Linked DNA regions of Mus musculus: all the other regions are linked to region 1. A link is a loop called in an ENCODE intact Hi-C map of the cell type or tissue named here. Cell type or tissue: left cerebral cortex. All regions are shown on one strand. Links, peaks and the distances in the headings refer to the core of each region. The heading gives the core; the rest is flanking DNA. Region 1 overlaps Dlg2 (discs large MAGUK scaffold protein 2). Region 2 overlaps Dlg2 (discs large MAGUK scaffold protein 2). Region 3 overlaps Dlg2 (discs large MAGUK scaffold protein 2).

The links. A loop is a pair of places that touch in the nucleus more often than their neighbours do. Peaks named below come from ENCODE experiments on the same cell type or tissue, not always from the same donor. Only the 100,000 strongest peaks of a DNase experiment are listed, where the experiment ranks them.
Region 2: a loop joins it to region 1, with 9 times the contacts of the local background. A loop is called at or near these places in 13 of 42 quality-filtered maps.
Region 3: a loop joins it to region 1, with 4 times the contacts of the local background. A loop is called at or near these places in 11 of 42 quality-filtered maps.

What each region holds. Positions count from the first base shown.
Region 1 is chr7:91,453,102-91,463,954 of GRCm38, forward strand. All of the region lies in intron 2 of Dlg2 (discs large MAGUK scaffold protein 2), which reads left to right. Among named protein-coding and RNA genes, the nearest start is that of Gm24552, 220 kb to the left of the region's middle. In left cerebral cortex, for the core only: CTCF peaks have their summits at 4,257 (motif pointing right) and 4,459; a DNase peak (open chromatin) is centred at 4,282.
Region 2 is chr7:92,088,164-92,099,016 of GRCm38, forward strand. Dlg2 (discs large MAGUK scaffold protein 2) reads left to right here. Exons shown (of 23, transcript NM_011807.3): 12 at 399-555. It overlaps 4930567K12Rik (RIKEN cDNA 4930567K12 gene), which reads right to left. Exons shown (of 7, transcript NR_131016.1): 4 at 10,495-10,532; 5 at 6,996-7,081; 6 at 6,073-6,270; 7 at 4,043-4,216. Among named protein-coding and RNA genes, the nearest start is that of 4930567K12Rik, 26 kb to the right of the region's middle. In left cerebral cortex, for the core only: a CTCF peak has its summit at 5,944 (motif pointing left); DNase peaks (open chromatin) are centred at 4,747, 5,932 and 7,259; H3K27ac peaks cover 1,150 bases.
Region 3 is chr7:91,591,716-91,602,568 of GRCm38, forward strand. The region is part of intron 2 of Dlg2 (discs large MAGUK scaffold protein 2); the gene reads left to right. Among named protein-coding and RNA genes, the nearest start is that of Gm24552, 350 kb to the left of the region's middle. In left cerebral cortex, for the core only: no CTCF peak of the experiment used is centred there; a DNase peak (open chromatin) is centred at 5,647.

The DNA of each region.
Region 1 (10,853 bases), core at 2,353-7,352:
ACCCCCAGAATCCTCCTGAGCAACCTAGGTCGATCTCTGATATCAATCAGGAATTTGCAAACAACATGTCAAAAACAGAATATAAGATGGCCAAATAACAGTTTAAATTCCACACAGAGCAGGCTGTGACTCAGCTGACTAATCTCAGTATTTCTGGTTTGATATCATTTCTCCCCTTCTCCTATCACCTAATGCTTTAAGTCTTAAGATCCTTGTCTTTGGAGCACACCAGCTGCCTGGATGATAAATGAGCTAGCTTTGCTAGTTTTCATTAAAGTGCCTGGGCCAGTGTGAAGCATGAGGCTGGGGAGAGATTTGCAATTTAGCAATGAATTTAAGGGAATTTGTTTTCCTTGCCACAAGATGGGGATGCTTTCTCTTCCTAGAAAGTTCCATAAAAGAAACCAGCTGATAGCCACGATAAAAGACAAACTGGCCTATAATCAAGCATGAAGAGATTTCTTTCTAGCTTATATCTATTCGTTAAGTATAAACTAGGGTCAGTTGTATGAATTAGTGCTGTTGAGGCAAAGAATGTGGATTTAAATAAGCATATCACTTCCTTGGGAAGTTGAATAATAATTACTTGTTGTTAGTCTTTCTTAATCTGATAAACTCAGATCCTTATATCTTAAATAAAGACGTGCCTCAGGTGCCACGGTACTAATTAAGCAAGGATTAATTTCTGTCCCACTCTCCATTGCCTAATGTCACTGGTACAGAACAGATACAGATTCGTTGCTCTAATCTCATGATTTCTCGTGTAACAACGTATCTGAACTCTGCCCATGTCCTAATATCTGTGGTGTCTTGTAATTAAAATTGATGGCGTTTTCTAGGTTGCATTAAAATTTCTAATAGTCATCTGAGAAACAGTGGTCATTGCCTATGAAAATTAAAGCTATCTTTTACAAATTGGACGGAAATTGAAGCTAGGCAACTGATAGTGCTTCTTCTAGTTTTTATTGAGATTGGAATGAAGAGAAGCTTTACCATACAGTGTGGGGTTGGTGAGTTTGTAGAGAGAGAACATCACTAGGACAACTGGGCACTGGTTGAACCCTTGTGGGAAAATACTGGGAAACATGTGGACAGTGGAGCCATGGGACATTTTAGAGGATGACCTCAATCAGAAGGAAGGTGACATGAATAAGTACAGGCAGATGAACATCCACGCCCTCCTTGCCTTACTGCTTCTTCCTAGAGTGGCTGGGGCTTGCTCCTGAGATCCACAAACTGAGGAGCCTCCCTCTCAGTTCTGACTCTGCCCATCGGTTATAGCCTATAATACACAAAGTCAATGTCTCTAACACTGAGAGTCAATGTTTCTAGCAGAGTTATCATTTGGAAATGGTCTTCATTTGGCTATTCTATGTATTTTTTGCTGGCCAATGTAAAATACTATCCTAGGTAGAAGTCATTATCAGTAAGCATGTGACCCACTTTGTCTGTCCTCCATCTTTGTTTTCTGGATTTTGTTGTTTGTTGTTTGCATGGCTGTTTTACTTCCCTCTATCTCACCATTAACATCTGCAATGACACTAGACTAGCATCTTCACAGGTACCTTTGCTAGAATCTCATCAGCAGTCTATGGGATGTAAGGAAATGCATGCCTGCTTCAACACATCTCAATGGTGAAATGTGTTAACTTGGCATGAAATCTCCCAGAGCTCCTTTGGTTGTTGTTTGTTTGTTTTGTTTATGAAAAGGTTCAATAAGTAGTCAATGAAATTTTATTTATTTATTTATTTAGTTAGTTATCATGTATACATACCAGAAAGGGGGAAAACATATCACATTATAAATGATTATGAGGCCGGGCATGGTGGCACATGCCTTTAATCCTAACACTTGGAAGGCAGAGGCAGGCAAATTTCTGAGTTCAAGGCCAGCCTGGTCTACAGAGTGAGTTCTAGGACAGCCAGGGCTATACAGAGAAATTCTGTCTCGAAAAAACAAAACAAAACAAAACAAAAACAAAACAAAAAACAAACAACATCAACAACAAAGATTATGAGCCACCATGTAGTTGCTGGAAATTGAACTCAGGGCCTCTGGAAGAGCAGCCAGTGCTCCTAACCTCTGAGAAATCTCTCCAGATCTTTCTCAGAATTTTTAATATAATATGCATCATATCATCTAAGCTAGGGATATGGCTAGAGAAATCTGTTTCCTAACTACAATTACTCATGGAACTTTTACTTTTGGATTAAATTATGTCTTGGCCAGGCTGATAGACACTAGGAATAGCCATAATAGACACAGATAGACTGTTTAACACAATAAGCAAGTACAGTATAAAGCTTCATTCTGGTCCTGGAATCAAAAGTAGTCAGATTCAAATACCATGAATAAATATCATTCTTCAAATAAAGAAAAATGGAAGAATTCATCATTTCTATTGATATCTTATTATTTATTGAGTTGTATGAATGCATATTATAGAAATATTCTAAGCTAGAAATTTGGGGCAAATTACTTTGTGTAGCACTACCTGGGCCCTGCTATCTTGGGGTTTGTTACATTCATTCCAAATTTACTGTGGTGATATAAATCACCACTGGGATTTTGATCAAACAAATACACATTAGAGTCCAAATTTGTCATTTCCAGTTTGTCTAACTTTGGGAAAAATGACCAGCATTTCTGAGATGTCATTAACCTATGTATTAAGAAAATATTTTGTTGTGTTATTTGACTCACTCTTTTAATCGTCTTCAACTTCATCCCATATAGTGTTTTCTGTGTGATGCTTTGAGTTATAAAGTACTTGTCTTCAAGTTTCTTACATGCTTTAGTTAGACACACAGGTATGGAGATTAACGTATATAGTATGTCATGTTATATGCAGTAAAATAGAAAAGAAGAGGCAAATCTTTCTAAGACCTTGAATTATAACCTTTTAAAATATTTATTTATTTATTTATTTATTTATTTATTTATTTATTTTAGCTCACTGGGGCTGGATAGGAGGTGAATGTGATCAGAGATTGAACTGTAGATGAGATTTGTAGAAGCTAAGGAGAAAAGGTCAAAGTTGCCATTAACTCCAATAATCATGTCAATATTCAATGGTTCTGAGAACTGAAGGTGCTTACCTGAATAGGGAAGAGAGGGGAAATGATGATAGCAAATATAGAGAGTTGGGTGAGTGCACAGCATGTGACAGAGTGAGGCAGAGGGGTGGCAAAAGCAAAGAATGACCTTTGGTGGAGACTGAACTTCATTTTGTAAGTAACAAGGGATGACTGCAAAATTTATAATGGAGAATGACATAGTCCTGCTTGCAAATTACACAATTATTCATGTGGTGTTGTAGAAAAACTGGAAAAGAGTGAGATCACAATCAAGGACATCTCATAGAAGGCAAGGTGATGAGCTCAGAGATAAAGTGGAGGCACCGAGCATGGAGACCATGAATTTGACAGTTTGTCTAGAAAATATATGATGTCTCATATACAGGACTCTGAGACATACTAAATCATGAAGGTAGAAGAAAGAAAGGTGGAGATTAAATAATGCTTTCCTTTTGACTAATTAGGTAAAGACGTATATGAAATAAATTAAAATCGTCCCCCTATGAAAGTCATTAATAGAGAATTTGTCTGGCATATGTGAAGCCTCAGATATCAAAGAGGAAGAAGATGAAAAGTCTAATAGAGAATTAACAATACAGACATCTTTTCTGTAGTGCAAGCTGGGAATATGAGTAGAGTTGCTCAAAAGGAAGAGAAATGCAGAGGACTGAGATACAGGATCCACTCTCAGCATCCAGGACTTTGTGGAGAAAGAAGGACCTACTGAGATCAGGAAGCAGCAAGTCCCATCACAGTGATTGGCTGGTAGTAATATCTCCAGTTTTTTACTGAGGCTAAGTAATTCTCCTCAAAAGGAGCCAGGTCCTGTGTACAAGAATATATCCTTCCACCAAAGATTGTGTTGGTCAAGCAGTATCTGCTTCATAAGTAACATGGTACCTAATCAATACTTTGACCATAGAAACAAACAAACAACAAAACAAACAAGCAAACAAAAACAAAAAACAAACTGAAAACAACCAAAAGTTGCACGTGACCCCAGAAGTCATGAGGTCTTCAATTTCAGCTGCTAAAAATTAGTGTTCATTTGTATTTCTAGATTTGGCATTTGTAGTAATGCCAGTGATTTGAAAAATGAAGCTGATTCTTGCCATTTTGCAGCATTAGCAATTACAGAAAACAAAACCCATTCACTTCTGTCTCTTGCCACTAGATGGCGGAAGCAGCTGAGCTGATGATTGTGCAAGCCTCTGTTCTTATGGGAAGAAGCTGACATCTATGAGGCTAAATTGAAAAGCATGTAGTTAAGAAAGACACCAGAAGGGGTTGGCAGAATTTTGCATACTTGTGATAATGCATTTTTTTTCTGTGCCCAGGCCTGGTAAGAAGAGCTGGCTGAGAGGTACATGGCCTGGAAAATATCTGTACTGAACCAGAGCACCAAAGCTCCTGGTTGGAATTCTGAGCAAATGAAACTTATCTTTACTTACGGGTTTTTTTGTTTTGTTTTGTTTTGTTTTGTTTTGTTTTGTTTTGTTTTGTTTTGTTTGTTTTGTTTTGTTTTTTTTTGTTTTGTTTTTTTTTGTTTTTTTGTTTTTTTGTTTTTTGTTTTCAAATTGGAAAGTGTCACAGCAATTTATCCTAAATATCTTAATTCTTTAGGCCAGATGTTGAAAGTAGGGGGAAAAAAATTAAGGCAAATAAGACCTACAGTTGCTTTTCACAATTCAAGAATTCTCTCTAGGGTTTAGAGAGATGGCTCATGCTTACAGCACTTGCCTGTAAACAGGAGAGCATGAATTCCATCAGCCATCAGCGTGAACCTTCCTAATTGACAGGGTCTAAAACAGTGTGAGACCCTGTCTAAGTAGAGCTTCATGGCAGTCCTGAAGTTGCCTGGCTTCCACATACATGTCAATAGAATGAAGCCCACAATGGGTTTTTTATGGCTTTTGAAAAATGGGTTAGAAGATAGTACTCAAACTTCCTATTTCTTTCATCTACATAAAAGTAATAACAATGGTTTTATAGATACACTAAATTGCTTTACTTATATGTATGTATATATCAAAGGCACACCAATTTTTAAAACAAAAATTTCTTATAATAATCTCTAATGAGTATTAATAGTGATCATTTATGCAAATATTCCTAAAGAGTTAACTCCGTTATTATTATAACTTCTCTAAAAACTAAACTCTCACTACTGCCAAGGCTTCTGTTATAATTAGAAAAAAAAATTACTAAAGCCCACAGAAGCTCTTTTGTCAATGTGAGATATCTCTTGTTGTTGCTAGTGGTGCTGGTGGCATTAATGCCTTTAAATTACCCACAATTCCTAATACATCTTCCTTTTAAACAATAAACTAGTTGTATGCTTTGAGTAAGAGTGCTGTCCACTATTTCTCCTTTCCAAAGGTCTATATAAATTATTTGAAACTAACACATTAAACAATTAATATACATCAAGATTAATTTGAGTTGAGGAAACTTTTTTTTTTCAGTTTTCTGCTAGCTAGTCCAAATAATGTACCACAGGTATAATTTAGAGAAGTAAAGGAGTTTAACATTTTCTGGGTTTCAAGAATGCCTCTGTTACTGACTAGTATGACCTATTATAAAACATACTAACATATTCCCTAAAGTATACAATAGGGCAAGACTCAATCTGTAATAAAGATTACTACATATCCAATACGAGAATTATTTCGAATAGTCCTTCACACCTAACAGGTGCCCAGTAATTTATAATTATTTTTCCATTAAATAAACACAAAAGACACATGTAAGAACAATCTAAATTTAACATTATAAATTCTGGACTAAAAATAGATGCTAGATCTTATCATTTCCCTATCTTTCTGGTCCTTGAGATAATGACATTATAGTATATTCTCATACTATAGAGATAAGCAAGTATGTACTAGCCAAGTAGTCATCTTTTCTTTGCAACTTTATGTCACTTTGGCTAGGTCAAAAAAAAAAAAGTACAGCCAGTGAATTGAGCAGTGAATTGAGGGCATACAACTGTTTTCTTTTCTTTTCTTTTTTTTTTTTTTTGAGTATTCCAAATAAGAATTTACTAAAACATAAAGAAACATACCCTTTGGAAGCTCTCAGAGATGTGAAGACACATATGCATATGTGTCATTTATGACCCTCCTTATGATTTAGGAAAATGAATACAAAGGTTAGGAAGCAATTCTGTGTTCAAAGTTATTACCTAAGACACGTTGGTCATAAATATAGCTAGTGTGGTGACTGAGTTTCAGATTGTTATATTATCAGCAAATGAGTGCCATACGATCTGAAGACAGAAGGAACAATGGAAATAATTAAAGTCAGGCTTTCCATAGGGCATCTGACCTATAAATACTTGCAAAATAAATCTAATGAGAAAATAAAGATTAGAGTAGAAAATGGAATATACCATAAAAGATGCTCATGTCAGTGTGTAGATATATAACAGACCATATTGCCAGATGCATTTCTTGCTGGGAGGAGAGTAAGGATGTCTGAAGCCTACTGAGTTGTCCCAACTTCCCCATGCTCTAAGTGATCAGGGCAGAGAACAGAAAGAAATTATTGTGCCCAAAAAATGAAGCTAAAGGATTCCCCAAATATACATTGGTTAAGACCAGCAGAACCTGAACATGATTCCATTATAAGGGGTTTCTTTTTCTGGTGTCTGCAGTGGCTGCATTATAGATGATTGCATTATGTAAAGCCATGGTTCTCAGACTCCATAGGAATTTGAATCTTCCAAATGGCCCAGCCTATTTCTTCTAACACGCAGCCATATATTTCTAGACCTTTGTCTGTGACTTGCACATTGACTTTGGAGAACTCTGGATCCTAAATTCCATTTGCTGAGTGATTGCCGTACATGGGCTTAGCGCTCTGTGTACACGATGAGAAATAAAATAAGTAAGAGCTCAAGGCCTGTTCTGTGAAGAACAACAGGCACAACAATGGGGTGTGTAAAAATCATATGAGCAAATAGTATTTCAGAGACAGGTTGCTTTCCTTGGTAGGAGTACTTGAAGAAAATCCACACAATATATATCCAAGAGAGAATTGGGGGAAATGGAGGTGAATATAATCAGGGCACATTATGTGAAATTCTCAAAGAATTAATAAAAAATATTTTTAAATAGAAAATTATTTGTGTGTGTGTGTGATATAAAAAATGCATGATAGTGAAAGTGGAAGTCACATGTTCCCTGTTTCAAAGGAGCTACATGTATGTTGTATGCTGATTCAACACAAGTACTGCTCCAGTGTCTGTTCCCTAGGCTAGCTGACTTGCCAAAAGTTTTCTGAAGGAATAGGATTTGTTGCTTGTGAGCTGAGTAAACATTGAGTATATTAGGGTTTCTTGCCAGTTTTGGATCAAAGGTAAGCACATGTCAAATATGTTCAAGAAGGGCTTATTAAAGTCATGTTAACATATAGGCCAGCAAGATGGACCAGTACATAGAAGTGCCTGTTACCAAAACTAAATGAGTCTCATCCCCAGGACCAACATGGTGGAAAGAAAGAACTGACTCCTGCAAGGAGTCTTCTGCCCTTCATGCATGTGTCATGTCCTATTCCTGTCTAAATAAGTACCTAAATAGGCACTTATAATGAATTCCATTTGTATACATAACACTTAGGAAAATAGCCTTCCAGGGTGGCCATCAATGGCTAATCAGCAGTTGGATACATATGGAAGACTAGGACACTTATGAGATTCAGCTTGAAATAATAACTGAACATCAGGGCCAGTACTGTAGAGATTTTCTATTTTCAACCCTTCTTAATGTATGTGAATGAATTTATTCAGTATAATAAATAGCTATATTGGTGGTCTAAGTTTCTGGTGAACCATAAGATCCCTATTTGACCATCTTTTAATTACAAATAAGTAACACAAAAATTTAAAATAGCCTTTTAAAAATGAGGATTAATTTCTTGCTGAAGAGCATTGATAGCTAACGTGCTGCTGTCCCCTCAACACCTAGTAGCATTGCCCTGTGCCTGCTCCTTGAGAATATCTTCAAAGACCCCATCTGAATGCCTGAAGTACTGTATTTACTGGGATTTTCTGTACATAGTACTTACGATGAAGTTTAACTTACAAATCAGGCAAATTAGGAGGCAAAAAAAAAAAAAACTAATAAAATAGAGCACGTATCACATATTTGTTATAAAATACATTACCAAGTCCACAGCAGCTTTTTGTAATAAAATTGTCAGCATCATTACTTTTGTGGCTTGGGGCCATTATTAAGCAGAATAATGGTTATTGGAACATAAGTGCTACAATTCTAGGGCAGGCAATCTGATAAATAGGTGCGACTGAGTGACTAAATGGACACATAGCCATCAGTGCAGGGATGATGTGGTTCGTTCTGTAATACGCTTCTTTTTCAGTGCAGGGCAGTGGGGTGGGAGGAGATGTTATGGGTAAGGACTGATGTCCTCAGTGTAAGTATGTCAGCTGAATAGTAATTAGACAGCCCTGAGTCCAGATTCTTCATTTGTGCCCTGAATATAATAATAAACACACTTAGAAAGTCATTAAAATAAAGGAGGCTGTTGCTTATCAGCTTATTAAAGTCCCCCCTTTCCCCCATCTGTACCAGATCCCAATGGCTAACTCTTTTCCAGCCTCTGGTTTCTCTGTCCTCCATTTTCCTTTGTTAATTCTCACTCTTTAGAACAACCAGTAAGGAGGGAGCAGCAACATAGCACAGAAGAGAGGCAATGAGCTAACAGTCAGTGTGTGAGTCTCTCAAGGACCAGTATGATCAGAAGGTAGGCACAACAACAGAATTGCCATTGAAAAAAACAAAGGGAAGACATGGTTCTGCATTGCTGCAGAATGTAGCAATGGGAACTGAGACGTTCACTTCAGCGAGAGTGGCAGACAAAGAGGGTTCTTCCAGAGAGGAATGACCAGGCTTGGGATAGGGTTAAACCAGGCCAGATGTGAAGATGAAATCCTGGCATATATGGAAGCCTGTCTCATAGCTAGAGGTGAGGTGGAAAGAAGCATAGAAAGGCCAAAAATAAAAGAAGAAAGAGATAGAGAGGGAGAGGGAGGGAGGGATCAAGAGAAGAGGGGCGAGAACAAAGGAGGGAGGAAGAAGGGAAGGAAGGCTACAAAACCCAACAACCATGCGAACTCAGTAGACTATCATAACGATGAAACAGGTAAGCGATAGGATTTGGAACGATACATGGAACATTTTTAAGTTATTGGCCCTTAGAGAAATTAAAAATTATGTTCTTTTTGTCAAATAAAACTTACAATCTATACCAAAAATTTGCATACAATTTCAGGGAGAAATGGATTACAGGAAGCCATTTATGGACTCTGAGAACCAGAGTGGAGGTTAAGAATATCTGGAGGGAATGAATTTCAAGTTCCCTTCCATCCCTGAGAATTTACGATTCTCATTTCTCTGGCTCAAGCTTTTCGCCTGGTTAAGGAATTTTTTTCCCCTTCTCTAAAAGAAACACTTTGTAAATGTCAGAAAAATAAAAAATTGCATTCCCAACTCTTTGTCTGCACAAAGTATGTTCAGCTTTACAGCAGACCTTAACAGCAAAGATCAACAGGCTAGAGCAGGTTCAGGGCAGAGGACCTGGGCACACAGTTTCTCTGCAACCAGAGCCTCTCTCTGGGCCTGTTCCCTTTCTCTCTGTTTTCCATGTATTGTCCAAGGCAATTTTCTCTTTATTAGTTAGTGTCTGAAGCCTTTACAGGTGATACAAACCAAGAGCAGTGACAGCCTGCATCTTTAAATTTGGGGTTTAACTACCTTAGGATTGTTTCCTTTATGTTGAATAAAAGCCTCATCCCAGTAAAGATCTGCTTTCAAATTAGCCCCATCAACCTCCTAAAATCATGATGCAGTTTCCATAGGTTCCCAACACACAGGACTTCCAGTATGTGAAGAGACTGATCATAGAAATGTCAGGTATAAAAGTGAACACTAGATCTTTATTTTTTTTTCCATTAGGGTCGCAGAGGTGCACTTGAATTGGATTCATCTTTTCTCTGTACCATTAAAGATATTGACAGATTCTGAGTTGCTAGGTCTGAAATTTTGAGGATAGCTAGCTTATAACATTGCCTTTCTGCTCCAGGGCAGGGTGAGCTGTTTATAAATCAAGCTGCAAAAATGATGAATTGGAAGTCTCCAGTTCAATTAGCTTAATGTGGGAAGGAGGCTTTCCAGGTTGTGCAGGCTCTGTTTTACTCATGCTCTGAGGAGACTAGTCTATGAAATGTGGCTGAGTACTAACGTCTGAGTCTCAGAGAAATGAAGTTGGTATTTTTCACCCTAGCGCCCAGTGTCATCTTGTATTTCATGGCGCTGGGTTGGGTCCAGAGCCACCGAGTGACGCTCCTCATAGGGATTTATGTTGCAGCCAGCTTTTCCTTGTTGTCGTCCTGCATTCTGACTGTGCTGAGAAAGTAGCCTAATAGGAACGCTGCTGGCACCTGGTGATTTAATTGGGGGTAAAAGTCCCAGCAATTTAAGGGGGAATAAAAGCAGGAAACAGAACCGTTTTCCTGTCAAATAAATGCTCACATGAAATGGGCCCTTGTGAAGCAGATAATGACAGACTGGAGAGCTTACCACATGCCCATCCCACTTCAGGAGTGATGTTTCTGTAAAGAACTGATTATGGAGTTGTTTGAGGTTTTTTTTTTTTTTTTTTTTTTTTTGTCTTGTTTTGTTTTTGTTTTGTTTTTAGACACCTGGGTAATGTTTATGTGAAAGAAAGCATTTTGGATTTAAGTATATTTTGTATGG
Region 2 (10,853 bases), core at 3,573-8,572, 640 kb after region 1:
GAAGAGGGCATTGAATCCTATTACAGATAATTGTGAGCCACCATGTAGTTGCTGGGAATTGAACTCCGGACATCTAGAAGAACCGTCAATGCTCTTAACTTCTGAGCCATCTCTCTAGCCACAACTCTTTTTTTTTTTTTTTAACAGAGAAAAACTGGTGTTTCAGGAATGGTGGTACATAGGATGTTGATAGTTGTGATGAGAATTCAGACAAACTACCCTTATGAGACCTTTCATAATCTGCAAATGCATTTTACTGTGGCAAGCTACTATAGTTGTAGTAGGTAGTGAACATGTGGTATCACATATTACAACAAAGTAAAAAAAAAAAAAAAAAGCAGAATCTGAAAGTCTGGGAGGGTAACCCTGTGAGCTGAGTTCTCCATTTGTTTCTACAGGGAGCCCCGCAAGGTAGTCCTTCACAAAGGCTCCACTGGCCTGGGCTTCAACATTGTGGGCGGGGAAGATGGAGAAGGTATTTTTGTATCCTTCATTCTGGCCGGTGGACCAGCAGACCTGAGTGGGGAGCTCCAGAGAGGAGACCAGATCTTGTCGGTGAGTGTATCTCTCTCTTTTTTTAATTTATTTATTTTTCTTAGATATTTTCTTTATATACATTTCAAATGCTATCCCAAAAGTTCCTCCATCCTGTTCCTCTACCCACCCACTCCTGCTTCTTGGCCCTGACATTCCCCTGTACTGAGGCATATAAAATTTGCAATACCAAGGGGCCTCTATTCCCAGTGATGGCTGACTAGGCCATCTTCTGCTACTGTCCTTTCTGTCAGCATCTATCATCATCCATGAAAAAATCACTTTCATTACAAAGGGAGATGTGTCACAGCCTCCAGAACATTTCGGTTTAGATAGCTCATAGGTACCCAATGCTTGTCACTTCACTTCTCCTGGATACAGATCGAGATTCTAGCATCTTCTTTTAGATTATGATGTGTACCTGCATGTAACAGAAGCTTTATTTAAATGGCATACTGTTTGCTTATTAAAATACAATCTCTCCAGAACTTGTGACAACACTCCTAAAACTTTGGTTTTATAATACTTTGGCATATATAAATTTATGAGAAAAATTACAGAATGCCACAGGGTGTGGCAAGGGTGACACGTGGCAGGGGGCAGAATTTGCTTAAGTTCAAAAATTACCAGCAACAAAATAAATTAAAATTTAAAAAATCACCAATAACAATTTTTAAGCTTATATTAGTTGCACATAAGTTTATTAAAGTGAACTTCAAGGTCACTTTACAAAGGTATCTGATAAACAAAAACCTGGACCTACTTAGTGTATTATACATCTGAATGTGTCTAGAAGTGGATCCATTTCTAGGAATCTCTTACCAATCATAAATATGTCTACCATCTCTAATAGTATTTCCTAGTACTTTATACCATCATAAATATGTCTACCATCTCTAATAGTATTTCCTAGTACTTTATCTGTGTGTTATCACTTATCACATACTTAAATCACATCAAGCCTATTAAAAACTTTTAAATGGGGCTGGAGAAATAGCTCAATCTGTAAGCTGCTTGCTTGCAATCTCTAGGACCTGAGTCCAGATCCCAGCACTCATTAGAAAAGCCGGGAATAGTGATGTGCGCGCACACCTGTAATCACAGTGCTCAGAAGGTGGAAAGAGGAAGGTCTCTGGGGAGAATGACAGAGAAAAACAGCCAGTGTCAACCTCTGGTCTACACATACACACACACACACACACACACACACACACACACACACACATGCACATACACACACATACACACACACACACACACACATACACATGCACATACACACACATACACAAACATACATACACACACACACACATACACATGCACATACACACACATACACAAACATACATACACACACACATACATACATATACATACACACACACTACAAACAGAATTAATATACAATATATACAATGCTAACTATAGGTACTATTCAGTAACATAGACTTCAAGAACTTCTTCATCTTTCATAACTATAAAATTAATTTTCACCTCGAAAGGTATCTAATATCCCATATTTATATGAGAGAATCAGGCTCCCCAAGATTGGTACAAGCTAATATGTACAATTATTTTTCTATTTATAAAAAAATGAGTGAAGTTTCCTCGCTGCCCTATCCTCTCTTGCTTTGTCCTGTTTTTCCTTGTATCTTGCTTTCTTTTACTTTCTTCTGTGTGTTCATGTATTTATTAACTGTTTCCATTATATAAAGCTCCCTTCCTGGTGTGGTGGACGGTTAAAGCCATTGAAAATGGTTATAATCATATTAGAGCTCTAATAATCATATAAATAATAGAGAATTATATGTGGATCCTAGCTCTTATAGAGGATTATGGTTCATAACTCAATAAAGCACATAGTTCTTGTTCGCATTATGTTCTCAGAAAAAAATGGTTTTCACTTTACAGCTATGATCTATAGACAGGATTTTCCAAGTATTTCCCACCCTAATTTTTTAGCCATTCTTTTAATCCTTTAAACAAATGAGCAAATACCTTCCCATTTCTATTGCTGCCTCTTTCTTTCCCCATACTTTATACTCCTCTCTCTCTCTCTCTCTCTCTCTCTCTCTCTCTCTCTCTCTCTCTCTCTCTCTCTCCCTCTCTCTCTCTCTCTCACACACGTGCACACACACACACACACACACATGCACGCACACATGTACACACATAGTTTCCCTTAATAGCTCACAGCAGTTGACCTAAACACAGACCTAAATACCCAGAAGTTTGCATGGATGGCCTAGCCACACCTTGTGTGTGACCATAGCTTTCCTACATATTCATATCTCTGCCATCCAAGAGCTTGCAGCTTACTGGATGCAGAGTCTAAGAGATATGATGTCAGGCCTTATACCAGGATCTTTTTTTTGCCATCCAAGAGATGAACTATGTCTTTGTCTCTTAAATGACATACAATATTCCAAACAGCTATTCAGGCTTATTGCCTATATTGGTTTGCATGACTATTTCTTCATTACCTGGCAAGATTTCTGAAGGACAAAGTTTCATGTCTTAAAGGAGTTTTTATTCTCAACATTTGGCACAGTGACTGCCTCATAGCACTTGCTCAGAAGAGGTCATTATAGCCTGGGAGTCCAATTCTGAAATCCCCCATCATCCCAAGGGAAATCTGTACTCTGGGTAGGCATCCTGCCATCTCCTCAGTCAGGAATCACATGGTCACAGCACACTTTGAGACAGAAACACTTTCATGTGAACCAAGCTGTGTCCATCCTTAAGGAGATGCCAACAGTCGTGATGAGTTCCTTTTTCTCCCACTTTTCAGACTGGAAAGAGAATCTGAAAGGATATATGATTTCCTCAACTCCATCACTCCTGACTATATAGTTGGAGTCTTGTGTTGACCCAAAGTAGGAGTCCTCTATATACAGCAGTCTTCAAGATTCTGCCAACAGAATACAGTCATTTCTTTGATGCTCGCTGTTCTGACTGCATGCTGTGGTTAGAAACTAGAGCACTGATATATGGGGTACGTTTTACTTGGGTCATATTTATTGCTGATTTAATCTTATGACCATACCACACATTATTCTGCTCAGTTCAAGGATGATAAAACAAAGGTGATATCAAATTCTCTACTTCTAGGAAAGTAGGAGACCTAAGGAGCCATAGGTTTTGTTTTTCTTCTATACAATAAAGGGAAGTACAGAAGCTAATAGTGGATGATTCAAAGGAAAATAACTCAAAAATATTTCTGCTTTTTAAAATATTTAATATTTAAATGTTTAATATTAATATTAAGATCCTAAATCAAGTATGGCAACCAAGCAGAATTATAGTCTTGAAAATTACAATTCATGGGACATGATAGTCTCTGGAGATCTGATAGTATCTATTATGCACAATGATTGGAAAAGCATTCGATGGCAGAGAATATCATCTGGAAATTATTTCCCATTAGAAAGGAAGAGAGAACTTTTTTCTCTTTATCTTGCTTGTATTATTTAACTTTCAATAGGAAGTATCTAACTTCAAGTTAAGTACTGTGATTTTATTGGGTAACTATTGGATAAAAAAATAACCATTTAGAAACTCTGATGAAATAATGGATGGGAAGTAAATGAAAGATTGGAATTATAAGTAGTGGAAGGGGAAAGATACAGAATTTTGCACCCACAGCTTAAACTGGACAGTAAGAGCACGAGATGCATTCCTAGAAAACATAAAGCAGAAACTTTTTTTATTAGATATTTTCTTCATTTACATTTCAAATGCTATCCCCAAAGCCCCCTATACCCTCCCCCCACCCTGCTCCCCAACCCACCCACTCCCACTTCCTGGCCCTGGCATTGCCCTGTACTGTGGCATATGATTTTCGCAATACCAAGGGCCTCTCCTCCCATTGCCATCCTCTGCTACATATGCAACATCAAAGCTAAATAAAAACTCTGTACATGACACCAGGTCATGTAAGATTCATTTCCAAATTATTCAGTTAACAAATTATTCTAGGTTAACAGCAGCCTAGAATGTTCAGAAGGACGGAAGGGGGTTTGGAGTACATTTGGCTCCCAGGCACTCTTCATAGATAAGGAAGCTGTGTAGTAAACAGTATCCTTAGAATCAAAGGCAGAGTTTCCACTCCAGAATAACTCTGCCATCCAGATAACTCCATCGTCCAGATTATAGACTTTCCTAGTAATGTGTTTGATAATGGCTTACAGTGTGACAGCTCTAGTGTGCTAGCTTTTGTGCCGCCCCCTCCTTCCCCCTCCCTCTGCTCCTCCCGCTCTCTCTCTCTTACTCTCTCTCCTCTCTTTCTCTCTCTCCATTTAAGATACTACATGTCACATGGGAAATCTTCATTCAATTTCGCGATTACTGTTAACAGCTCTAAATTAAAACCGATTTTAATCCAATTGCTTTTACTTTTTGAGAACTGCTACATGTGTACAGTATATTTTCTCCAAATCCACCTCTCTTCTCCTCTTCTCCTAGGCCAATTCCAGTCACTCCCAACTTATCTTCCCTTTTTTTCCTTTCTTTAAAAAAAAAAAAATAACCCAATTATATTCATGGTGTGAGGCCACCCACTGGAGCATTGACATTCTACCAGAAACCCATCCCTACAGAAAAATGACTCTTCCCCAGCAGCCATGACTGGCTTGATCTTGTGCAGATCCAGCTGTAGTGAATTCCTGAGTATGGCAGACAAGCTACTACTAGACGACACTATTTCCCATCAGTCCCCCCAACTTCTGGCTCTTTCAATCTTTCTGCCCTCTGTCTATAACATTTCCTGAGCTTCACCATAGGATTCTGTAATACAGATATTTCTGATGTTTTTAAAGTATCAGATAACTATGACTAAGGTAATATTGATATGGCCTCAATTATTCCTTCTTTCAGACGGGGTTTAGACAAGATCTGTATCCCCCACAAAAAAATGTTTAACAGAATAGTTATAGTGGGTTGTTACCATAGCACCAAGTGTTTTCAACCGAAGAACTTGTCAAAATATCTGTGAACCAGTGTGCTCTGAGGAGGGTATCCTGGATTCAGATAAAGTAATGGTTTTTCCAAACTTCTTTAGCCATGAAACCCTTACATAACAAGTACCTTGGAGAACAGTAAGGTGAGACGAGTGGGGTAGATATTTTTATAGTTCCAAAGTTAATCATTCCTTATGTTGTTTTTTCTATTTTTTTTAAATTTAGCATACAATGTAATGACACTCATTTACATATACCAACGCACTTGCCCCCCTCCTCCACTGCCCTCCCCTAACCCACCTGCCCCATCTTGCTAGCCCCCTCCAACCTCTCCAGTAACCCTCCCTCCCTCCCTCCCTCTGCTTTCAACTCGCAGCAATGTCATTTCCTTCCCTCTGCTCCCCATTCAGACACAGGATGGTGGGCGCCATCTAGTGTTTAGTGTGTGCACATCAACTGAGCACTGCCTGGTGACTTAAAGCAGCACCTAGCCAGGATCCACTGTGGAGGTTTATTCCTGTTTCCCATCACAACTACAATAATGTTACAATAATGAAAGATTTTTAAAAGCCATCACCTTAGATTAAATTCCATATGTCTATTTTAGGTGATCTTTTCTCTCTAATTCCCCCTTATATATTTTACTTCTTAGAGATTCATTGTAGAAAGAATTCCAGTCACTGAACCATATTCTTAAAGTATTCTTGGGACAGATTTTAAAGCATTCATCAGGCAAATACATTAACCAGCACAATGACCTTCTTGGGCATTACTTCTGCAGAAAGAAAGACAGAAATGCTTCTGTTATTGTTTGCTTCAGTGCCTTGCTAAGGGGGGAAAAGGGGAAAGCAGGCATGTTCTGAAAGCTGGGAAATCCAGGAGCACAAAGCCATCATCTCCTGAGGGCCTTCCTGCTGCATTATAACAGAAAAGCGAATATCATGTGACAACACAAAACAAGCATAGAAAATATGCAAGCATACAAAATGTGCAAGTATATACAAATGTGCAAGCTTACAAAATGTATGCCTCTTTCTGTGAAGCCACTAATGCTAACATGAGTGCCCCATCCCATCCTAATTGCCTCCCAATGCCCTGGTAACTTCCAAATACTGTTAATATATGAATTTAAGGAATTAATTTACAACATATGATCTCTGACACTTAAATAGGCATTTAACCCCTAGCAGTCAGCTCTATCATGAGAGTTCTTTATTCCTATTGGTTGCCAAGGGCATACAAATGACCCCAGTCACATACAACCTTCTAGCCTCTGGAAAGGACAGTTGTTTTAAAATTGTATCATAGCCTTTCTTGCCTTCTCTAAAACCTTCCTGTGCCTTTCCATTGTCCTTAGATGTTGATGTGGTAAGCACATCATAAAGCGTCTGGCTTAGGCTAACCAGTGTAGCCCCATCTATAGTTCTTCTTCTATGCTCACTGCATACTTCAGCCACCCTGGCTTTCCTTCACCTCTAGCTAGTGTGCTATTAAAAATACCTCTGGTCTGGGTTCAATCCTACAGTCCGTCCATACAATCCTCATATCACAACTGCAAGATTATGAGTAGGTATCAGATTCCAGTTCTGGGTGACATGGGAAGGCACAGAACAACAGTTACTGGTCAGCTGTCAAGAAGCATTTAACTGACCTAACAAGATCTCTATATGCAGGTAAGTACTGAGACACTCAAGAGCAGAGAGCAGCACTGCTAAGCATCTGGTGGTGACAGCAGGAAGCTAGTGCTGCGAGTGAGTCAGTCTGGCTCCAAGCTAGAAAATCACTTCAGTTTCTTCTTCTCTAAAATGGAAGTGATCATTTCTCAACATATCCTCAAGATCCAATGAGAAGCAGCCCGAATGTGCTCGGCTCTCTCATGCTATAGAATTCCTTGTAGAAGGAGCTTTGAGTATGTGAGGATCTTCTGTTATCTAGAAAAAGACTGGCAAGCTAGATTCACCGTGCTTCCTTGGAGAAACATCTGCCATTCTCTGGCATAGAATCCTAGCCATGTAACACATAGTAAATGAAAACAAAACAAAACAACTCAATAACCATAATGGGCAGTGAGAACCAAAGTTAACACTGCTCTTTTCCAGTTACACTCCTTAAGGACACTTATTCAGTGTGTCATTAGCACACATAACACAGCTCCAGTGAATAGAGTCCACAAAAAAATAGCACAGCAATGAACATGACCTATGATAGGTATCCCAGAGGATGCCCGCTGAAAGACTCAGCTGTAAATAGCCTTCTAAAGCCCAAAATTCAATTCAGGGAAACTGGGACCATTTTTGTCTCAAAGTGGTATTTCTACAATGTGCATGTAGATCTGTGAAAAGACTCCATGAAAAGTGTTCATGATACAGCAATGAATCAGAAAAAACCCAGCAGAAATAGAGAGACCATGAAAGTGTTTTCTAGTCCTGTTGAGTTTAAGGATCCCTACACACCCCTAGAACACAGATGATTATCATATGAAATGTGTTTTGGAAATTCTGCCTTAAATGGATCTTCAGAAAACTCTCACATATGTTTGCTTTGGGAGAAATAAGATTTATACTGTGAAGTCCTTATAGGGCACCCACTAATTGAATAAAATGACTGAGTGCTGAGAACAGAACATAAAAGTGTACTTTATGTCCTTGGTTAGTGTAGTGCCTCTTGAAGAACCAGACACATGCTGATTTCCAACATGAAAAGCTAATAGAAAGTGCCAGAGCCACTGGGACCGGTGTAGAAACGTGGGGAGATTTGTACAGGGGACTGCTTTCCTACAAAGGCGGCCTAGAGGCAGAAGAAATAACAGAGGATCTGAGATAAAATACCTAACACCAGTTGAGCAAGCCCTTCACACCAAGCACTGTGTTAAATACTGACTCTTCAATTCCCGCCCCCCAACACTTGATTGACTTGAAGGTTCAGAGAAATTCAATAATGTGCCTGTGATCATACAGATCGTCCACACTGACCATGGTATTTGAACTGCCATTGCTTCTGATTTCAAACTGATAGCCTTATAGCAACTCAAAACTCCCGAAAGGAAATTGAATGTGGCACTTCACTTACATCTGAGATTGTCCACACTCAAATTTCGGTTGTTGGGGGAAAAAAAAAAGACATTTGATACCTACTGTAATAGAGCATTTATGAAGAGATGTGTGAGCCCTCTAGGAAGCCTTTGTGCCTGTGTGCTCCAAGATACTTCCAAGCATCAATATCCTTGGAAGTATTACTCACGATCAAGACATCCTCTCATTTACCTCTGTATCCCCTTAGTGGATTTGGACTCAGGCCATCAAAGGCCCTTAGAAAAGCTAGATCAACTCTCTGTGGTATTATCTGGATCTCTATGGACTGGACCTGTCTGCTCTAAAAGTTCAGACTATACTGAAACTTTAAACTTCCTTGCCAATTGTCTTAGTTAAGGTTCTATTGCTGTGAACAGACACCATGACCAAGGCAACTCTTATAAGGACAACATTTAATTGGGGCTAGCTTACATGTTTAGATGTTCAGTCAATTATCAAAGCAAGAGCATGGCAAGATCCAGGCTGGCATGATGCAGGAGAAGGTGAGAGTTCTACATCGTCACATGGAGGATGCTAGCAGAATGTTCATTTCTAGGTAACTAGAATGAGAGACTTATAACCCACACCCACAATGATCCACGTATTCCAACAGGGTCACCCCTTCTAATCCAGCCACTCTCTAGGCCAAGCATATACAAACCATCACACTGATTGGAAAGTATTTGCCAATTCAGACAGATCCTGTTGACTAATAGGAAATCTCATAAATCAGGGGGAAAAATAAATATTATGCTACATAAGTAAAAATTTGATTTTTCTTTTAAATCAGCTTATAGCTTATTCTCTTCTTAAAAGGTGTGGGTTGCAGATACTATTGCATATGCCAGCAAAATTTTGCTGAAAGGACCCTGATATAGCTGACTCATGTGAGATTATGCCAGTGCCTGGCAAATACAGCAGTGGATGATCACAGGCATCTATTGCATCTATTGGATGGAACACAGGGCCACCAATGGAGGAGCTAGAGAAAGTACCCAAGGAGCTGAAGCGGTCTGTAAACCTATAGGAGTGACAACAATATGAACTAACCAGTACCCCCAGAGCTCGTGTCTCTACCTGCATATGTAGCAGAAGATGGCCTAGTTGGCCATCATTGGGAAGAGAGGTCCCTTGGTCTTGCAAACTTTATATGCCCCAGTACAGGGGAACGCCAGGGCCAAGAAGTGGGAGTGGGTGAGTAGGGGAGCAGGGTGGGGGAGAGTATAGGGAACTTTCGGGATAGCATTTGAAATGTAAATAAAGAAAATATCTAATAATTAAAAAAAAGTGTGGGTTGTCAGGGGCTAGAGAGATAGCTCAGTGGTTAAGAGTACTGGGTGCTCTTCCAGAGGTCCCAGGTTCAATTCCCAGCACCCACATGGCAGCTTGCAACTATCTATAACTTCTGGTCCAGGGAATTCAACCCCTTCACACATGCAGGTAAACCACCAATGTATATAAAATAAAAATAAATTTTGAGGTCCATTTAGATGAGTAACAGTTTCTATACAATGTAATTCCTCATGGTAGACATTCAGAATGTGCTGTGATAGCTGATCCCAGACAAAGGACAAAGCTTACTAACAGATTTCTCCTCTGAGGGAAGGAGTGGCCATCAACTAAAACCCAGTCACTTGGCGGCACTTTGGTTTTACCTCTTAATAATTTTACTAGTTAATAGCACTTACATTTATGTCATGTATACATGTTCAAACCTCTCTCACGGTGGTCACCATCTCACCTTTATTGGATCTTGAGGATATGTTGAGAAATGATAACTTCCGTTTTATAGAAGAAGAAACTGTGACTTTCTAGTTTGGAGCCAGACTGACCCCAAGAACTGACCCCCAGATGCTTAGCAGTGCTGCTCTCTGCTCTTGAGTGTCTCAGTGGTAGCCTGCATATGGAGAATTTACCTGAGAATTTACCTGCTGGAGTTCTTCAATCCAAGCAAATGTCACCAGCTCTGGGTAATATAAAGAAATAATAATGAGAAAAATGAATTTGCTAGAGAAGTAATTGATAACTCATAGATCCTTAGAAAGTTGTAGGAAATGCTCAGGGGCCAGAGAGGAAACCCTGCAATGGCTAGGTGCTTGAGGGTACTCCAACAGCATCACCAAGGCCCATTTGCATCCAGGCTAACTCTTCCTTTCCTTCTGGTATAGGATGCTAACTAGATCTCAGCCCCTGCCCATGATGGGGATTAAGAAATCTGCCCCATCCAGTGTCTCTAATGAGGCAGAGATGTTTTCCTTCCCATCTTGGATTGTTTTAAAACAAGAAA
Region 3 (10,853 bases), core at 2,751-7,750, 140 kb after region 1:
GGGTGTGTCTGTAGTCCTTCCAGGCAGAGGGATTAAAATTGTGTATTCCAGCCAGAGGGATTAAAGGATGTGTGGCAAACCTGTATTCCAGCCAAATCACACAGACCGACTGAGGTCTTTGGATGTGATCCCTTGTCAGTTTCTGGAATAAAATTCCTCCACACACTGCTACTCTGTGGGCATAAACAGCTATTTAGAAAATAATTTGACAGAGATATCATGTCCATTTAGCAAAACAATAACAGAAGCTTTTGTGCTAAGATATGATCTTCCCACATCAGGCTTTGACTATGTTTGCAATTCTAGACAAAAATTCCCTCCTGTGGAGCTAACCTCAACTAGAATCTGAAAGCACTTTGTTATCCTCCTAATGAACTTGCCAGTTCTTCTCCACTGGGCTCATTTCCCTGGCCAGCCAATATTGTTATACTCAGGCTTTATAGCCAAGTAAACCTGTTACGAGCTCTCCCTCAGCACTCTGAAGAATTCCTTCTGGCAGGACGCTATGAGGGGAAGCCACCCAGGAGGATGTGTCCAACCCAGGTCCAAGTTGATTTTTGTCTTCATGTTCTATGGCCACGGAATGTGGCATGCTCAGCAAGTGTTAGAAGGTTCTTTTGAATCCCATTCCCAGTCACATTAGCTGGTGGAGATGGTCCTGGGGCTAAGCCTTTGCAGGAAAACAATAATGCAGATTAGGTGTTCCTTTATAAAGCCTGTGAGAAGTAACAGATGAGTGTATTTAGGAAATCTGGAAGTTGAAGTACAAGTTTTTTCTTCAATTTAAAATTATTAGTGTGTTTTGTGGTTGCTTTCTATAGCACATATGGAGGTCAAAGGATATCTTTCCTTATGTGATTCTTTCCTTCCACCATGGGTTACAGGGTGTCAAGTTTGCATAGGAAATGGTTTATTCACTGAACCATCTTGTCAGGCCCACTAAACTTCATTCTTTGACAGAAGCAGGAAAATGTAGCCAACTAAATATATGTGGGGGAAAGATGGACTCACTGAGAGTCTAAAGGTATCATCTGGAATTTCTAGATAGCATAGAAACATATAAGAAGTATGGATTCTTGTGATGTAATAGCATTATACTAAGCACGTTGTACTTATTTATTTATGGAATATATATATATACATATATATATATATATATACATATATATGCATATAACAACAATTAATAAAATAAGAGGCCATGAATTTGAGAGAGACCAAGGAATAGTATGTGAGTAGGGGGTTAGAAGGAGGAAAAGAAAGGGGATATGGTGTAACTACATTTTAATCTCAAAGAATAAAAATATTTTTAAAAGAATATTTATGATGTCTATTCAAAAAGTTTCTTTAAAAGCAATGGTGAAGTTTCTTCATATTTCTTCTCCTAATTGCATAGTCTCATTTTTTTCCCTACCTTTATTTTCCTATATTACTACATGCTTGTCTTTGGAGAGGTTTCCTTGCCTTTGTTATCTTCTGCAGAGGACAGGTTATTCTAAACCATTGCATTCCAGGAACAGGTGACTCAATCCAATCTATAATATTCACATACATTCACATTTTAAGTAAATGTGTCATTTAGCATGTAACTTCCCTATAAATTAAAAAGAAATAGCTACCCTTTTTGCACCAATTACCTCCAGAAAATTCCCCTCCTATTCATTGTCTTTCTGTTATGCAAACTTAACAAAAATAGAGAAATGAAGAGTGGAAAGTATTTTTTGTTACTGCCTTTCCTTTAAATATTCCCACTCTAAGTAAATTTCAAATGTAAAAGATGTATTTTTGATATGGTTGATGCTTTGGGATTTGCAGGTTTTAAGGACTTATTTTAGTATGCCTGATACAGTGTGTAGTTTCTTAGTATTGATGGTATACGCATTAAATTATAGTTATACTAATTGCTATGCAGGGCTATCGCTGATGTGATTTTTTGCCTGAATTGGATGAACTGAATATATGTTTACCAGCAAGCTTGCTTCTCACAAATGCACTCCTGATGCAGCATTAGACCATAGCAGACAGAAAAGTATATCAGAGTGGATCACTAAGCAAGTAGAGTGTGAAAATGAGCTATGTTTTTTGTTTGTTTGTTTTTTTCCATGAGTTACAGCTATTTCTTGGTGAGTTAGAAGCTCTGAATATTGGAGGCTAAATCTCCAAAATAGGATTAAATGGAGATGTATAAAAAAGTGCACTAGCTTTAAGCAAGTGTGGAAATCATAAACCTATATTTCAGACTTAGCTCAAAGGACAAAATGCTAAAGGAATGTAACACAAAAAGTGCTAGTAGTTGAATGGTATTTTAAGGAACGAGATTAAAGTGGACACTGCATTGTGATCATGGTGGTAAGGAACACCTGAAAGTGGGGGAGAATGAAACTCCAAGAAACAAATGACATTTTCTTTTAAGGAATAAAAAGAGAGAGTGCCTCCTCGCTGAAGATTAATATTCTACAGTTGGTTCAGGAGCATGCACAAGAGTTTGATGTCCCATAGTAGCAAGGCCCCAGCAACCTTGTCTGCCACTCAGGGCTGTTTGTGTGCTGAGACTTCATTAGTATGCAGAGGAGCAAACTGTAAAGAAGCAAATGTCAAAAGTCTCATGGTTTGCTTTTGGGCTTGTAGCCTTTGCCTTTGAAGTAAAGTTAAAATAATGAATGCAGTGGTGGTGCACACCTTTAGTCCCAGGAGGCAGAGGCAGGAGGATCTCCCTGTGAGATAAAGGCCAGTCTAGTCTACAGAACAAGTGCCAGGACAGGCAGGGCTACACAGAAAAACCATCCTGTCTCAAAAACAAACAAACAAACAAACAAGCAAACAAACAAACAAACAAGCAAACAAACAAACAAAGCACTTGAATAAAGTATAGAGAAAGGAAAAGTAGACGGACATTGTAGATGTAAAACCATTCTCTGCCACACAAGTTTAATTATGGCACTTGACTTACATGACACATTTGGCAGAGTGCTTTGGGGATAGTCATAATCTTACCTTTATACCACCTTCATCTGGCAGAGCAGCAATTATTGAACATCTATCTTTTTTCAATAACCATTTTGGAATGGGTAACAATATAGAAATTAGTTGGCCACATTTTTACTTTTTTAGCATTTTAACGTAATAAACTAACAAATAAAATTCCCACACAGCTAGATTAATATAGACATTCAACCACATGTCCAGTCCCCTACTGTATGCATCTCAGTAAACTCTCATTCTGAGCCATGGAGTTTCTTTTAGGGCTTTGCTCTTTCAACACCAATGACAAGTTTTATGGATGTGTCCATAACAGAAAGAAAGAAAGAAAGAAAGAAAGAAAGAAAGAAAGAAAGAAAGAACTATACTAGAGTTGAAACTGAAAGGCAATTATCTTGTATCTTCTTCATGACTCATGTTTCCACTTGCCTTCATTAAATTCTTTCTCATGACCTCATATTATCTTTTTTGGTCCCCCTTCTAAATCTTATACCCACACTTTCATATCTATATCTATGTCTATGTCTATGTCTATGTCTATATCTATATTATCTATATTATATCTATATCTACATCTTCATCTATATATCTATCACATACATCTTCTGGTGTACATCTAGTTGTTTTTCATTTCCTTGTCATTAATAGAGGAGCAATAAACATGGATGTGTAAGTATTTCTATGGTAGAGTACAAAGTTCTCTGGGCATATGCTCAGGAGAAGAACATCTGGGTGATATAATGACCATATCTATATGCTTAGAAACCTCTAAATGTGCTCCCAAAATGGCTATATTAATTTGCATCCCCACCAGCAGTGAATAAGTGGTTTTTACCTGTATTCTCCCCTAAATTTGTTGTCAGATTTCTTGTTGATGGCCAATCTGTTTTAGGTTATGTGGTTTTCAAAGTAGTCTTAGTTACATGTCCCTAGTGATTAGAGATAACAAAAAAAAACATTTTTATAACTCAAGTATCCACAAATAAGTCTATAAATAATGTCTCTGTACAACAAAAACTAAATATAATTTAGACTTGAGGCTAATATCTAAATAATGGATTGCAAATATTAAGTACCAAAAAATAGAGCTATCACTGAGTAAACAGGCTAATGAAGTTAGCAGGTATTTTCAGAGGAAGAGGCACAGATACCCAGAAACTGTATTATTTTTTTCTTATGGCAGTTGTACTGTTTTTCTTTTTCTGTGAAATTAATTTCTTGGTTAGGACTCTATTCATTGTTGCAATTACTAGGGGTTTTTAATTTGTTTTGTTTTGTTTCATTTTTTGAGAAAATGTCTTATATATACAAGGCTGTGCTCAAATTTGCTCTATGATATTGAATCCTGGTCTCCCTGTGGTATCCATCCTCAAATGTTTGGATTACAGGTGCACACCATGGTACCTACCTTTTATCCTGCAGTAGGGCTCAAACTCTGAATTTCAAGCATGCTAGCCAAGCACTCCGCCAGCTGAGCTAGATGCATAGCCATAAAACTTTTATATTTTGTCTATAAATAACTAGTGTAAAGAGAAGCAATGTATGTGTGATTTGAAATATTCATACAGTTTTAAAATAGGAACCACTATACATACAAGTTCAGTCTTTCAGAATGAAACTTTAAAACACAAGGAAGGTTTAAAATTGTAAACTGGACTTCCCATTTTATCTACTATTTTCACTTGCTATTGAGATGTTTTTCTTATTTTACTTACATAGAATGTATATACTGTTCTAAGATGGCTCAGCATTATAGTTACAATGAAATCAAACCAAGAAGGAAATTCCTTAGGTCTTGAGGTTTTCTCTGAAGCAGTTTCAGGATCAACATTCTGTTAATGATTGTTTCATTTAAATATATGTTAGGGATATATATACATATACATATACACATATACATATATATGTATATATATCCCTAGTGATTAGCGAAATAATATAGGGTTAAAGACAATGTGGTAAATATAAAGAAATAACAGAATTTAAGGAGACAATCTGGATGCTAAATTTTACTTATTTCTAGTATAACTTTAGGCAAAAAAAATCAATATCTCTAAAACTAAGACAACTTTATAGAGCGACAATGTATTCTAAGGGGCCAAGACAAATGGTATATGAAAACCTCAAGTGTAATGCTTGGTGCACAGTAGGGCTCACAGTCACACTGATATTTACTTTTGGCATCTATTTTAATGTAAAGGAAACAAGCCAAGTTTTCTCTATCATGTAAAGTGGTCAGGGCTCTCTATTTAACATATTTTCCTTCTTGCCAACATTTACTTTAATACTTAATTTTTTGTATTTTTGTAGTTTGCACTCTAGAGCAATTGATTGCTTTATATTCCATATCACTTATTGTCCTTTATAATAATTGCAGTTTAAAAACGTTGTACTCCTCTTTAATCCACCTTACTCTTTTTTCCTAAAATGAAGCACCATCTGGACCTTGTCTATATTTGTCTTAAGAGGGAGAACAGATTGAACAGTTTAAAAAACTTGTAAATTCAAAACAGGTAATCAATTCGGACAGAGTAATTGTTCTTCTGGATGTTAAGGATAACCTAAACTCACTTGTGGAAGGTTCATTCATTATCGTCAACCCCTTGTTTCATTACAGAAGTGAAGTAATAACCAGGCAGATACTCCCTGCTGTTTGCAGATATGCCCTGATGTTTGTACTCTATCTTGGGTGCAGTCAGGATGCAACTCCCACAATGCACAGAGTCCGTGGTGATGAGGCTTGTATGGGTTCCAAGGACAAGATCTGCAACGATGTAACTGCCATGGGTTGATTAAATATCAGAAACTAAAATTAACTAAGAAGACCAAGAGAGAATTTCTGAACAATTAATTCATTGAATATTTAATGTGCTTTATTGTTATGGTTCACATAAATGTCCCCCAAAGGTCTATGTGTTCAAGTTATGCCTTTTTCCATTCTATGACATTAAGAGAAGTGAGACGTGGTGGAACTTTCAGAAACAGAAGCTAATGTGAAATCTTCTAGGCTTTGGGATATTCCTCTGAAGGGGGAAATTGAGACCCTCACCACTTCCTCTTCATGAGTATACATCTCACTTTCATTCCTAAAGTTAATTATCTTCCTTTAACTCACATCAACACCCTAATGCACTGCACTGACGCAAAAGTGATAGGCTAACCAACTGTGGCCTTAAGTGCTCCAAGCTAAAAGTCAAAACAAGCTTACTTTGGGAATTTTGTTGTAGAAAAGGAAGACTGACATAGGCCATGCAGAGGGAGAGAACACGATGCTGTCACTATAACCAAGGATATAGTTCTTACCTTAGAACTTTAGAAACAGCTAAAATGCAAATAAAATATGAGAATAGCTTCAATTTTATGAGGCTCAAAAAAGGAGTAACTGAAAAGGAGAAAGCCACGGATGTAGGAAACTAGGAAAATCAGGGAAGAGGTTGCGATGAAAGGTTCCTCAAATAACATCAGTGGAAGTGGCCTTGAGAGCAAGGATTTTATGTAAATGAGGACCAAAGATAGAGGAACAGTAGATTAACAAAATAAGTAGTGAAATGAAATGATTATGTCTATGAATATGATATCAATCAAAGTAAGAAAAAGACAAAGTCAGAAATTGTAAAGGAGCTTGAACAGACTCTGTTCTATGGGCCAAACACAAAGCAAACTATAATAACAATGTAGATGTGAAATAATTTATAAACTACAAAATGGGTATCTTGTGTGAAGAATAAATCCATTTGACCTTAATAAGAAGAACATTATTTTCTGAATGACTTAAAACTCACAGCTCAGTGTAGAGGGATTTTAATCAGCAACATGGCTACTCTGGCTGGACTATAGACATACATTTAGTAAATACTTTAACCCCTCTGGCTGGAATACAAGCATGCCCTTAGTACACACCTTTAATCCCAAACAATGAAGGTAAAGTTAGTATGTAGAACGTGTTTAATGGAGTGGCAGACAAAGTGACAAATCAGGGAACAATTTGACAGAATTGGATGCTCCTAACTCTCAAAAGAAAAGGGAGAAAAGGGAAGCTATTTGAGGAAGCAGTTCAGGGGCGTGGCAGTTTTACCAGGACAGTTATAGAGAGACGACAGTTTGCAGAGAGAGAATAAAGTAGACACAGGAGAAGGAAGAATGAGCCAGAGAATGAAAAAGAGCCAAAAGATTAGAACGTATTATCAGTTAGTATGAGACCAAGCAGAACAATTCAGTCAGAGGCCAAGAGAGAAGCCAGATTGGATCTGCTTGGAAAGGAGTTTGAGCCAGAACAGCTGAGTTGAATCAGCCAGCCAAAGATCAGAAAGACCTAGGAGGTGGTGAGCTCTTTCAGCAATAAGTCTCAGAGGCTGAAAACATTCTAGGACTACATAAGATTGTACAGAGGCTAGAAGCTTCCAAGACAAGGCCTAGATTAGGAGACAGGGGCAGTAGGTAAATGAAAGTTATTGTAATAGACTGGCGGAGAAAAAAAAAAGCTAAGATATTAGCTGACTGTGATGGAACAATATTCACAAAATAAAAACAATGTAAAGTCTATTGTTTTTTAACTTTATATATAACTTACAATAACATCAGATATTGTTATAGCTGCATGAAAAAATATAAATATAACAATCTGGAACATATAAAAGTATAAATTTAGTCATCAGAAATGGAGCTATAGATGGAAGATTAGTGGCTATTTTTGATAATTAAAAAGAAAGGCAGCCAGGCATGGTGGCACACGCCTTTAATCTCAGCACTCAGGAGGCAGAGGCAGGCAGGTTTCTGAGTTTGAGGCCAGCCTGGTCTACAGAATGAGTTCCAGGACAGCCAGGGCTACACAGAGAAACCCTGTCTCAACAAAACAGAAAGAAAGAAAGAAAGAAAGAAAGAAAGAAAGAAAGAAAGAAAGAAAGAAAGAAAGAAAGAAAGAAAGAAAGAAAGGAGTTAAGGAAACCAACTGAAAGCTGATGACACAAACAGCTTTTGAAGAAATTATAGTTTCAGGCATTATGGAGAGAACTCAAATACAGTTGGAGATTTAGACATGGACAACATCAGTCCTTGTCATTCATGTAAGGAAGTCAATAGATATTAAAGTTGGCAAATCAAACTCGGACCTGTATTCAATACATGGGTTCATCAGCTACCTAGGAAAGAAACTGAGACAACTTCCAGAGAAGAATCAGAAGTTTAAGAAAATGGTGTGTCAGGAGATTCTCAGTAGTCCAAACAATGTGTGTTAGCATGCAAACAATATTTATCCGCACCGATTACTTCCAAAGAAGAGAAAAGGTGAGAAGAAGCCCTTACATGGCCTAAGGCACTGTGCTACCCTGACAGAAACTTGTTTTCTTGTGTCTGTTACCTCATGCGTTTTGTTGCTGCTACGTATAACTGTTTAGGAGGTTTCTCAGTTTAAACTAAAATTGATTAACAACAAACATAGTCTACTTTACTGTGCTTCTATATCAACATTTTAAATAGATGATATTGGAGTGTTTAAGTCTTTTTCTTATAGAGTCACTAGAATGTCCTGAAAAACTGTGTGATAATCTTGACTTCAAACACACAAGCCATATCCTACTTGCATTATTTGGTCAATATCTTTTGGATGTTTACTATGCACCAAGCACTCTTGCATGCCCAGGAATAACAGCAGAGGCCTGATTCTCGTAGATTTGCAGCTTACTAATTTTCCAAAGAAGACATTACCATCCAAGCACTGTTTAGTAACAAGAGCAACATAGTACTCTAGCATGTATCAAAAGAAGAAATGTGTGGGCTTTCAGAGGTTATAAAAATTAAGACACTTCGAATGCATCCCGAGGGATGCTGCCTTTCTGAGAGTAGGCATTAGTGTAATGAGAGTGTGTCAAGTGCTAAACGTCTAAGAGCAGGGCTGTAGAAATGGCTTCGTGGGTAAGGATGCACAAGCATGAGAGTCTGAGTTCTTACATGAAGAGGCCAGGTGAATTCCACTCTAGTGCTGTGGAGGAGTCAGAAACAAGCTGGTTCCAGGGCTTGCTCATCACCAACCTAGCTCTAGGCTCAGTGAGAGACCATGTTTCAAAGGGATAAGGCAGAAAGTCATAGAGTGGATCACCCAACATCCTCCTATGGCCTTACCTGGTATTCACATAGGAATGAGTACTCATATACACATGCGAAACCAACACACACACACACACACACACACACACACACACACACACACACACACACACACACACACCCTAACATACATACATACATGCATACATATATACATACAAACGTACATATCTCTAATGTCTGAGTTTAATGAATGAAAACAGAGTCCTTGTCCCTATTCATGTTACTAAAATAATACTCCTTTTGGCTGTGACCTATGGTGACACATCGGAATAAGGTCAGAAATATATATATCTTTGAGTGATAAAACCACATAAAGAGATGACATATGTTTTGACTGCTTTCTATGACTTGGGGATTCAAATAAGAGTCAGGTGTCCGTGACTTCCCCCAGTTTAAATGTGATAGGATGGATGTTACACAGATGATTAGAGGAAATCATGCTTAGGCTACACTGTGATAATTTTGAGGTTGAAGGCAAAAAGTTGCATCTTTGAATAGTTGTTCTTTAAATATATGTGATGTTCTATCCTGTTATCTACCTTCCAAGAGCCTCCAAATATACATTTCACTTTCCCTATCTAACCTCTGCACCTGGTACATGGAAACAGATGGGAGAATTTGGAATCTTACTTAAAGATGATTTTTGAATGCATCTTGAGCTGGTGTTTGAAATTCTTTGAGTCAGTCACTGTACCAAAACTCTGCCACCTGGTGGCTATGAGCATCACTACTATTCATACAGCAGTAAAAGCAGACCTAGGTCATTAATTTTCACTGGGACTGTGTGGATTAGATTATGTACATTTACCTTACTTAAAGAAGTATAATTGCTAGGTCCACATATATGATGTCTAGGTATTATCTTTTTAGTCCTCTAGACAATATGTGGCCAGCATGCCATTGGATATAATTCTTTAGCCTGTCACGAGATATTGTCCAATTTTTAGAAAGCTCACAAAGGCCACCCAATTCAGTATATGAGTCCTTCCTACTCCTGCCCTACAGAATTCAACTCTAAACATCAGACAACTCTGGTTTAATTTGCACAGCTTGCTATCCCACAACAATGATGAACTCATAGAGACCTACCTGTCTCTGCATTACTAGTGTTGAGACCAATGACCTGCGCCATCACATCTTTCTGAATCACCAGTATTTTGAGAAAAATTCTTATATAATCTCAGGTGGTCAAAAGCATGACATGTCATCAGCTGTATAGTTTACTGTTAATAATAACAAAGGTAAACCTATCATGTTTGCCAGGAATATTTCCTATCTCTATAGGTTCCACTTAAACTCAAAGATGGAGGAATATTGTATAAAGGTGCTAAAGTAGGGAACACTGGGCCTTATCTTAGCTTGGGTCTGTAGGAAATGGAGAAGTCTATTTGGAAAGTTGTGAAAGGCTCCCCAGGGGAGTGGTCATGTGATAAAACAGCGCTTCTCAATCTGTGGGTCACAGCCCCTTTGGATCTAATCACCCTTTCACAGGGGTCACCTAAGACCATCGGAAAACACAGACATTTACAGTACAATCTATAATAGAAAAATTACAATTATGAGGTAGCAACAACAAAAAAAAGAGGAATTGTATTAACTGAGTTGCATTAGAAAGGTGGAGAATCCCTGTGATTAGACATCAAAATAGAAAACTAATTAAACTGAAAGAAAGAACAGTTTTGCTAAAGTATAGAAGAATAAAGATAGATTGTACCAGTGGATCAGAAGGCTTTGTGTGTGAATGTATGCGTATGTATGTGTATGTGTGT